Linked DNA regions of Mus musculus: region 2 is linked to region 1. A link is a loop called in an ENCODE intact Hi-C map of the cell type or tissue named here. Cell type or tissue: left cerebral cortex. All regions are shown on one strand.

Evidence for each region. Hi-C counts contacts between places; a loop is a spot of excess contacts. Peaks named below come from ENCODE experiments on the same cell type or tissue, not always from the same donor. Only the 100,000 strongest peaks of a DNase experiment are listed, where the experiment ranks them.
Region 2: it touches region 1 in a loop (2.9-fold over the local background); 9 of 42 quality-filtered maps call a loop at or near these places.

The regions. Positions count from the first base shown.
Region 1 is chr2:125,747,388-125,752,387 of GRCm38, reverse strand. Secisbp2l (SECIS binding protein 2-like) reads left to right here. Exons shown (of 18, transcript NM_177608.3): 13 at 527-659; 14 at 1,947-2,109; 15 at 4,783-5,000. Among named protein-coding and RNA genes, the nearest start is that of Shc4, 26 kb to the right of the region's middle. In left cerebral cortex, no CTCF peak of the experiment used is centred here; a DNase peak (open chromatin) is centred at 2,853.
Region 2 is chr2:125,839,818-125,844,817 of GRCm38, reverse strand. Cops2 (COP9 signalosome subunit 2) reads left to right here. Exons shown (of 13, transcript NM_009939.3): 4 at 1-8; 5 at 2,107-2,196; 6 at 2,308-2,385; 7 at 4,320-4,494. Among named protein-coding and RNA genes, the nearest start is that of Cops2, 17 kb to the left of the region's middle. In left cerebral cortex, no CTCF peak of the experiment used is centred here; no DNase peak of the experiment used is centred here.

The DNA.
Region 1 (5,000 bases):
TTTGCCTCCTAGCCAGCTAGCCCTGAACCTTTGTAACGGCAATGTATGTTCTGTGTGGAGTAGAGCAGTTTTAGGCCCACCTTTTCACCTTTGTCTTCCTTACCTATAAATTGATGATGATATCTGCTTTGGTTTAGTATTAGAGGGTCAGAATGAGTTAATCCATGCCTGAATAATTGAAAACTGTAGAGTGTAAATCACACAAACTGGAAATCTTACTTGGTCACCTCGGATTTAAAGACGTGCCGTATTTGCTTGTTTGCTTCAGCATCCTGCTTCCCTTCATTTGAAGACGGAGATAGATGATGTGAGTTTGATTGTGACTCTTAGCACTCTCCTTATACGTTCTCCTCAACTTAGTTTCTAAAATAAGTCACCTTTTAACAGGCCATCTTCTATATAGCCAGGTAACACAGCCGACTGGAATCCTCACGGCTGTGCCTGTGTTTCAGTGTAACATTGGAAGAGTTTGTTGCACCTATTTGAAGAGTGACTGGTAATTAAAGAATGCTGTAATGGATTTCAGGTTATTTTGAAAGAAAGAGAGGAGAAGAAGGGGCGTCTGATTGTGGAACATAGTGTTTTGGGAGCCGAGGAGCCAACAGAAACGCATTTGGACCTAACCAATGACTTGCCTCAGGAGACTGTCTCCCAGGAAGGTGAGGAAGCCTAGCTGCGCCTCCAGTAGCAGTTGCACACACTCTTTTATGTATGTTGATTTAGGTGGTTTCTTTTGAAGGCAGATGGCTGAAAGGGTGGGCAGGTGTTCCATAGCAGGTCTCTGACAATTTGGAGGCTCAGATTCATCAATTGTAGTAACATCTCAGGCGTTAGGATCTTCCCAGGGCCTGGGACTACTGGGATGGATGGCCATGAGTTTTTGCTCATCATCTTTTACATATAAAACACTATATATTGGTTATTTGGTTATTTTTTTCCCATAGGACTATTTTAAAAGTACTTTTATTGATTTCTTATTTTGGGGGGGGGATTAGTACATAAAGCACAAGGAATAGAGAGCTGCAAAACAGAGCAAAGATTCTATTCATACCAGCACGCGTGATTCCAACAGATAGGTTCCCATCTAGTACAAGTAGCCACATAGCATTTTGCAGCAAGGTAAATCTGATTTGCACAGATCTCAACCAGGAATCTTTCAGTACTTTTAGGAACGTTAATTTATTCCCAAGTATTGTTTATCTAGGACATAGTTTCTTGGGGTTCCCCTTTATTCTCAATGTGATTCTCCTTAGATTTATGTATGTCCACACATTGATTCATCCCTCTGATGTTGATCTAAAAGCTACCAGTGTGTTCAATAAAAGATTGGAAAACCAAATGGTCAAAGGCTGATATGATGGGTACACAGAAGGAATATGTAACTTTCTAATTACTAGACGGAATATGCAAACTTACTGCATTTACTTGTTGAGGACAAGCAGTAACTGAGGAAGAAGCAGTAGAGTTGATAGTTTGTATCTAGAAGTATGGCTGCCTGAGCATAGAAGCAAAGGCCAGATAATTAGGTGGAGTCTAGGAGAGTTAGGAGAGGCTCAGGAGGGTGAGCCTTGCTCTATACAGGGTTGCGGGGTATGGGGGTGAGCAGAAGTGGGGCCTGGGGAGTTGGGAGGGTGAGCAGGTGTAGGATAAGGAGAGTTAAGAGAGAATGGGTGACATAGATTGTCATTGCCAGACTGCAACTCTTCTGTGGAAACTTCTAATCTGTGCTTAGATTTTTCTTGGGTATGCTCTAATAATAGTAGGAATACTTCATTCTTTAATTAATAAGAAAAACAATTTATGATAGGAAAATGCTTAATTTACTAGCTTCTGGAGAATTAGGACACAGCCTGAAAAATTCTATCATCTAAATTGTGTGTGTACATCTGGAGCTTCTGAGCGTCTGAAGTTTCCAGGTTCTTCCCTTTCACCTCGACTCTCCACAGATGCTGGACTGAGCATGCCCAGTGATGCTTCACTTTCTCCAGCAAGTCAGAACTCTCCATACTGTATGACACCTGTGTCGCAAGGCTCACCCGCTAGTTCTGGCATAGGCAGCCCAATGGCATCGTCAACGATAACCAAAATCCACAGCAAAAGATTTCGAGAGTAAGTTTTTTTTCTCAGTATTGAGGTGACACAAGTGAAGGATCTTGGTCGTTCTGAGTTTGTACCTTTGTTCCCTAAACCCAACAAGGGACTGTGGAGGTTGTGCTGGCTTCCTCCGCTTGCTTCATGGCTGGCGTGGGTCTATTTAAAGCAGTCCCTGTTGTCAGTGCCCTTGGAATGGGACTCCACGGTGCTGTGTTTTCTTTATCCCGCGTGGTGCTTCTCTCCCAGCATTCCGGCATTTTACATTATACGTATATTATGTGTATGTGTATACGGATGTTACATATGTGTGCATAGAGGATGTAATGTTCTATGAGATTTGCTCTCCAAATACTTACATTTTTGCATATAACATAGGCGTTTTATAAAGCTTACTAATCAGTTAATGACAGGTAACAGGCTTCCTCCCCTAAGACCCTGGGTCCATCCCATAAAGCCATTTGTTCTTGTTTGTTGTGCGTTTCTGTAGTGCTAGAGATCGACTTCATGGCTTCCAGCTTCCTGGTCAGGTGTTTGACCACTGAGTTAACCCATGCACTTGGGTTTAAAGTTGGATAATTAAGGATTCATAAAGCAGCTGTGATGTATTTTAATATTTGTGTAGACAAAGAGCTTTGAGCTTTTACCTTTAAAAATGACTTACGAAGGAACTCTAGAGCAAGAGCCAGTGTGGTTCCGGCAGCCACTGTTCTGCTCTGTTCTGCTCCCTCCTCAGCTCTAGCTGAGCAAAAGCCTCTCTTCAGGCTCTGAGCAACTAATCATATGTCAGACAGCAGATGTGGAACAAATGAAACACATGGAAAAGAAATGCATATGTATGAAATGAGCAGCTTGAGACAGGAGAGAAGGAAAATGTAGTTTGTTGTTGGATTTTTAAATTTTGAGTGTTTATAACATTTAATCTTTCCTCAATCCTCCCATTTCTATCTTCTGAAATGATGTCATACTTGCTTAAATGTTTGCAGGTAAAACATGCGATTTCCTGGACATGTTTTCAGGCCCATGTCCCATCGTGTGAGGTAGACTGCCTGCCTCCGGTGCAGTGAGGTCAGATCTAGGACAGTGGATGATGGTCCACAAGTAAACGTGATGGCTGCCTTGCCTGGGAGCTAAGTGAACAGTGACTGTACACTTCCTTTGTCTTCCGACGGCCTCAGTCAGCTGCCTGGTTTGGTGCAAAAGCCTGTTGTTTACCTCAAGGCTTCAGTTTACCTATTGAGTTCGTCTTCCATAACCATAGGTTTTCAGAGCACCTAACCAAACTTATTTTTGTGGTTGGAAATGCTTTCATGGCTGAGACTTTTCCAGGCTTTTCATCAAAGGATGAAGTATTTTTAGTTTTTTTGGCATATTTTATAACCTTTTTTTTTTTTCAAAATAAAACAGATTGATTGGATCGGTGGGCTGTGCAGTAAGAAATACTGTCTACCGCCTTGATTTTTTTCTTCAATTTAGCACATAGAGGAGTGGGTTTCATTATGGCATCTTATACATCTGTATCAGTCTGCTTGGTGCTCACTCATGCACTCCTTCAGCTGCCTCCTCTCCCCCACTGCCCACCTTATGCTGCTTCACTTCCTGTCCCAAATAGTCCTCCTCTCATGTCACTTACTTCCATTACTCTCACTGGGTGTGGTGAGACCAAAATCTCATGTCTTTGACCCCAGCACTTAGGAGGTAGAGGCAGGCAGATCTCTGAGTTTGAGGCCAGCCTGGTCTACAGATCGAGTTCCAGGACAGCCAGGGCTACACAGTGAGACTCTGTCTTCAAAAACAAAAACAAACAAACAAACATTTCCTTATCTTCTATTTTCTTCTTCCTCTCCTAAGATCTCTTGTGCCCTCTGGTAATCTTACCTACTTTCATGACATACTTGTATGTGTGCCTGTACACACATACACATGTAAATCTAAGATCTTAAAGAGAGAAAGCATGCAGTATTTGTCTGAGTCTATGTTACTTCACTTAACATAATGGTCCCTAGATCTGTTTTCTTGGAAATGTCTTTAGTTTATTTTTCTTGGCAGCTGAATAAAACTCCAGTATATATTAATAAATTTTCATCAATTTCATTTAGCCATTCATGCTGGAGACCATCTTGATTGGTTCCATTTTTAGCTACTGTGGGTTTATAGCAGTACACACGGGTATAAATCTATCTCTTTGGTCTATTAACTTAGAGTTCCAGGTTTATGCTCAGGAATTGTGGAGTTGTGATTTCCTTGGGGGCTCTGTCAGTACATCAGCAGCAGGGTCAGGCACCTCTCTCCTCAGTCAGAGGATGAACTGTTACTAAGAAATTCAGAAAACTTGCATTTTTCTCTTACTAGGCATATCTCTAGTGACATGTATCACAGTGGCATATGAAACTGTAGTCTCTTGTAAGTCAGCATTTGGTTTATAGCTTTAGAACCATAATAATTAGGAGTTCAGTACTACTTCCGATGGCATCTCGTCCTGGACTAAAAGCTACTTCACTGAAATTCACAAAGAGAATCAGTATTGCTGTTTTTCTAATTGGCATGTTTAGAGATTGTAGACACTGGTGAACTTGTTAAAAAATGCCTTGTTGAATGTATTCACCCTCAAAGATATTTTCCTAATGTAAGTCTGTAATTACAGGTCAATAAATTAGGATGGAATTACCCAGCTCTTTGCTTCTTTTACAGATATTGTAACCAGGTTCTTTCTAAAGAAATTGATGAATGTGTGACCCTCCTTCTGCAAGAGCTTGTCAGTTTCCAGGAACGCATCTACCAAAAGGACCCAGTGAGAGCCAAGGCCAGGCGGCGGCTGGTCATGGGGCTGCGGGAGGTCACAAAGCACATGAAGCTGAACAAGATCAAGTGCGTCATCATTTCCCCAAACTGTGAGAAGATCCAGTCAA
Region 2 (5,000 bases), 92 kb before region 1:
CTAAACAGGTTAGACTTGAGTTCTTTCTCTTGATGGTGTCAGTGCGTTACTTTGTACAACAGTAATGGTTCTGTGGGTTTGGGGTGTTGTTGATGTGATGGTTGCCTTTCTTTTTGAGATGGTCTCTTGTAGCCCAAACTAGCTGTGTGACCAAGGGTACCACTGGGCTCCTGACCCTCCCCTTTCTGCCTCCCAAATGCTGATGGACAGGTGCCATCATGCCTGCTAAGTCGTCATTTTATTTTAAAGAAAGGCCAATTTACTAATTACTAGTGTGCTTCAAAAGTATTTTTATTGATTCTGGTACTAATTAGCATTTAAAAGTAATATATCCAAGTTAATCTCTTTAAATAGTATCTTCAGAGACTTAAATACTACCTGTAAATAACTTGGGCAGACGTTTTTATTTTTTTCAGACTCCTTGCACCTGTTGTTATAGCTGTTTTTGGTTTTGTTTTGTTTTTTGGTGGTTTTTTTTTTTTTTTTTTTTTTTTTGGATGAAGTTGTGTCTGCATTTAAACTTGGGGCATTGAGCACTTTAGACAAATGTTTCCATTGAAATTGCACGTGCACACACACACATTGGGAATGTGAAATGTGAACATGAGTCACAAGTTGTGATGTTAGATTAAAGTCCTTGAGAAGAACTTGTCCTGTGCCAGACTCAGTAGGTGCTCTATACATGATTCTATCAAGGATGCATGGTGATAGCTGATAAAGGGAAAGAGGAAAGGGGGAAATGGCTTCTTCTAGAATGTGGTAGCTAACTAACAAAGGTAATGATGATTTTATGTATTCATCCTATTTATTTATTTTATTTATTTTTAAGCTTTGTTACCCTCTGGTGTTTGAACACAGAATGTTCTCTGTATCATTTAGTATCTGTTTTTGTAATCCTAACAAGCATTCTCAGAATCAGCCTCATCACACACATATACACACACCCATACTCACCCATGTACGCACGCACATATGCACATCTGGGAATAAGGGAAAGGAAACCTTGTCACTTAGTGGCAATAACTCTAGAGCATCCTCCTGCTGTGTAATGAGTTTGAGGCCAGCCTGGCTGGTGGCACATGTTAACCTTGGGAACAAGGTAAGTTTGAGACCAGCCTGGACTACATGAGATACTGTATCTAAATAAATAACACTAAATTATGTGGAAACATATTTTCTGTTATTTGCAAACAAGTATCATAAAAACATATTTGGTACTGTGTTTATAAATGTTATTTCAAAAATGCTAGGGGACTAGAATTGAATAATTTTAAAACTTGAAGGTTGTATTCTTCTGTGTGTTAATTTGAAACTTTTGCGTTTTGAAGAAAAAGTAGCTATTGTGTGGGTAGCACTCTAACTCCATACCATCAGGAACCCTGAGTAAGTAGGCAGCCTTCCTGAGAGTCTCAGACTCTCCGAGAGTTCAGGATCCAGACACCAAAAACAAAGCTACAAATAGAGGAGGATGAGCAGAGACTCTTGAGATGGTGTAAAACAATGACCTTTATGGGGAAAGTGTCACTCTAATTAGTGATTAACCAACAGCCAAAATCACACAAAAAAAAAGTAGAACTGTTCTAAAACATACATGGGATGTGGTGGCTTACACCTGTACTCCCAGCACTGAGGAGGGTAAGATAGACCACCACAAAGAGTTCCAGGCCCACTAGCTCTACGGAGTAAGACACTGTCTCAAAATAAAAGACAAAACCATTTTGCTAGGAAGGGTGCATTCGCCCTCGCCCTCGCCATTCACCCCCCTCCTCTTCCTATTTAGTGAAGGTCCAGCATATCGTTCTGATGATATAAAATAAGTGGTCATATTGGGAAGGAGCTGACTGTTAGGGCAGTAGAATTTATGACCATATATAGTTTACATGATAAGATATATTCCTTGGTTTTACACAACAAACAAAAATATCTTGGCACTTATAAATGTGATCTCTTAATGTTTTTGACTATAGTAGACATTTGGTAAGAAATAAATAGTGTATCTTACATGTATTAAAGTTCAAAGATGCACTTTTAGTTTGTTCAAATTAACTTTATTAACAGGTACAAATTTGCTGTTTACAATTATAGAATTCTGATTTTTTATGTCAGATGGATTTACTGCAGGAATTTTATGAAACAACACTGGAAGCTTTGAAAGATGCTAAGAATGATAGACTGTGGTTTAAGACAAACACAAAGGTAACAATTGCATTTGTCCTTTGGAAGAGTGGGTGGGTACCTGGAGTGATATGCTCCAAGTCTATGTACCTCCTCCTAAAGGCTTTTCATCTTAATTAATTTTTTTTACAGCTTGGAAAATTATATTTAGAACGAGAAGAATATGGAAAGCTTCAAAAAATTTTACGACAGTTACATCAGTCTTGTCAGGTAACATTCCCTTACCTTTTCCTGAATATAAACATGAAATAATAGTATTCAGCTTACTTAGGCATGTTTGTGTGAAAGTATCTATCCCAAAAATAAAATTTAAAGAAGTAAGTTTTTAAAGGATCATGATCATGAGTTCAAGTCCAGCCTTTTTTTATAATGACGCTTTGCTTGGAGGTGAGGCTGACTTTCTGAGTCATTTGTTAGATCAGTGGCTCTCAGCCTTCTTAATGCTGTGACCCTTTAATATAGTTCTTCATGTTGTGGTGACCCCAGCCATAAAATTATTCTTTTTAAAGATTAATGTATTTTATTCAGAGTGTTCTGCATATATATCTGTGTGTTAGAAGAAGGCACCAGATCTCATCATAGATGGTTGTAAGCCACCATGTGGTTGCTGGGAATTGAACTCAGGCCCTCTGGAAGAGCAATCAGTGCTCTCCAGCCCCATACATTTATTTTTATTGCTACTTTGTAACTGTAATTTTGCTACTGTTGTGCATCATAATGTAAATATTTGATATGCAGTATTATCTAATAGCAGCCCCTGTGAAACGATTGTTTGCCCTCTCAGGGGATTGTGACCCACAAACTGAGAACCACTGGTCAAAATGCTGGATTCAATTCTTACCCATTATGGTATGAGGTGTAGTTGTCAGTGAGCGAATAAGCCCCTTATAATATGTAGTAAATATGTACTACCTAGAAATAATGCAATATAGAGTTAAGCCTTGGTATTTACTTATTTGCTTTGGGAATATGGGGAATAGTTTTATACATATAAATAACAAAGATACTATATATTCTAATATATGGTATATCTTTTTGTATATCATTTGTAGCATTATTCTCAGATAAAATTTGGAGTGATAGTGTCTATGTCTGCAATCCAATATAGCCATGTTAGGTGTTGCATATTTTAATATGCGAGGCATTATGTTGAGACATGTGCATGGTAAGCTGGTTATGATTTATTGGTGGATAACTAAACTACCGTTTAAGGTCAAGGACTTTATGAACAATACATTTGCTTAGTGTGTATATTTTTTTTAAATATTTATAGCTATGTGGCTATAGGCCATAAACTAACTAAGGCTCAAATTTGCAAGCATATTCTGGGTTGCTATGTAATCTTCCTGACATAAGAATGGCTGAGATGAGAAAGTGTAGCATATTTTTATCTCCTTAGGTGCATTCAGGAAGTGGGTTTCCATTGGCTAGATGATCTAAACCAATTGTGAAGGAAGAACATTAGTGTACTTCCTAGCTGAAAATATAAAACTGCGTTGATTTTTAAATTACATTTAAGTGTGGGCACGGTATACACACATGTACATACCACAAAGTGCATGTTGAGGTCAGAGGACAACTTGTGGGAATCACTTCTCTCCTTGACACTGTGGAAGATAGATGGCTTGACAGCAAGGGTCTTCCAACGTCAAATTTTAGTACATGGGACTGGAGAGATGGTTCAGTAAGTAAGAGCACTTTGTTAAGTGAGTACAAACTTAGTTCCACATCACCTACTGGTGACAGTCAGCATGGCCATGCATGTCTGGCCAATGCTGGGTTGGGGTGTGGCCACCAGGCTAACTGAATAATCGGTGCACTTCAACTTCCCTGAGAGTTCCTGCTTCAAGAGATGAGGCAGACAGTGTTTCCTGACCTACACACAGGAATGCACAAGCATACACATATGCAACACACAGAGGTCTTCTTAATGAATGTCATTTTCTTTAAAAGTATTTTATACACAGGAAAACTTCTAGCCCCTTTTCCCTATCCAGGTTCCTTTGGTCACTCTACAGTCAGCCATGATGCAGTAAAATCTATGATGCATATAACACAGAGATACAAGGCTCCCAAGTTAATGCTAATAAAAATCTCTCAGTTGCCCCTGCATTTTGTCTTGACTGAAATATTTGTTTTCCTAGACTGATGATGGAGAAGATGACCTGAAAAAAGGTACCCAGTTATTAGAAATCTATGCTTTGGAAATTCAAATGTACACTGCACAGAAGAACAACAAAAAGCTTAAAGCACTCTATGAGCAATCACTTCACATCAAGTCTGCCATCCCTCACCCACTAATCATGGGTGTCATCAGAGGTAAGTTTGGATGTAGTCAGGAGTCATTGCATGAGACTGAGTGGCTCTAAGGTTGTTTCTGTTTTACTGGCAGTAAATGGTAAAGGTTGAAAGTCATAAAGGGGTCTGTTAGAAAGTAGCATGTGGCCAGGTGTGGTGGCACACGCCTTTAATCCCAGCACTCGGGAGGCAGAGGCAGGCCCATTTCTGAGTTCGAGGCCAGCCTGGTCTACAGAGTGAGTTCCAGGACCGCCAGGGCTATACAGAGAAACCCTGTCTCGAAAAACTAAAAATAATAATAATAACAATAATATTTTTTTTTAAGTAACATGTGGTTTTTTTGTTTTGTTTTGTTTTTGTCTTGAGAAGGTCACAGTAGGGGGCTGGAGAGATGGCTCAGCAGTTAAGAGCACTGACTGCTCTTCCAGAGGTCCTGAGTTCAATTCCCAGCAACCACATGGTGGCTCACAACCATCTGTAATGGGATTCAATGCCCTCTTCTGGAATGTCTGAAGAGAGCAATGGTG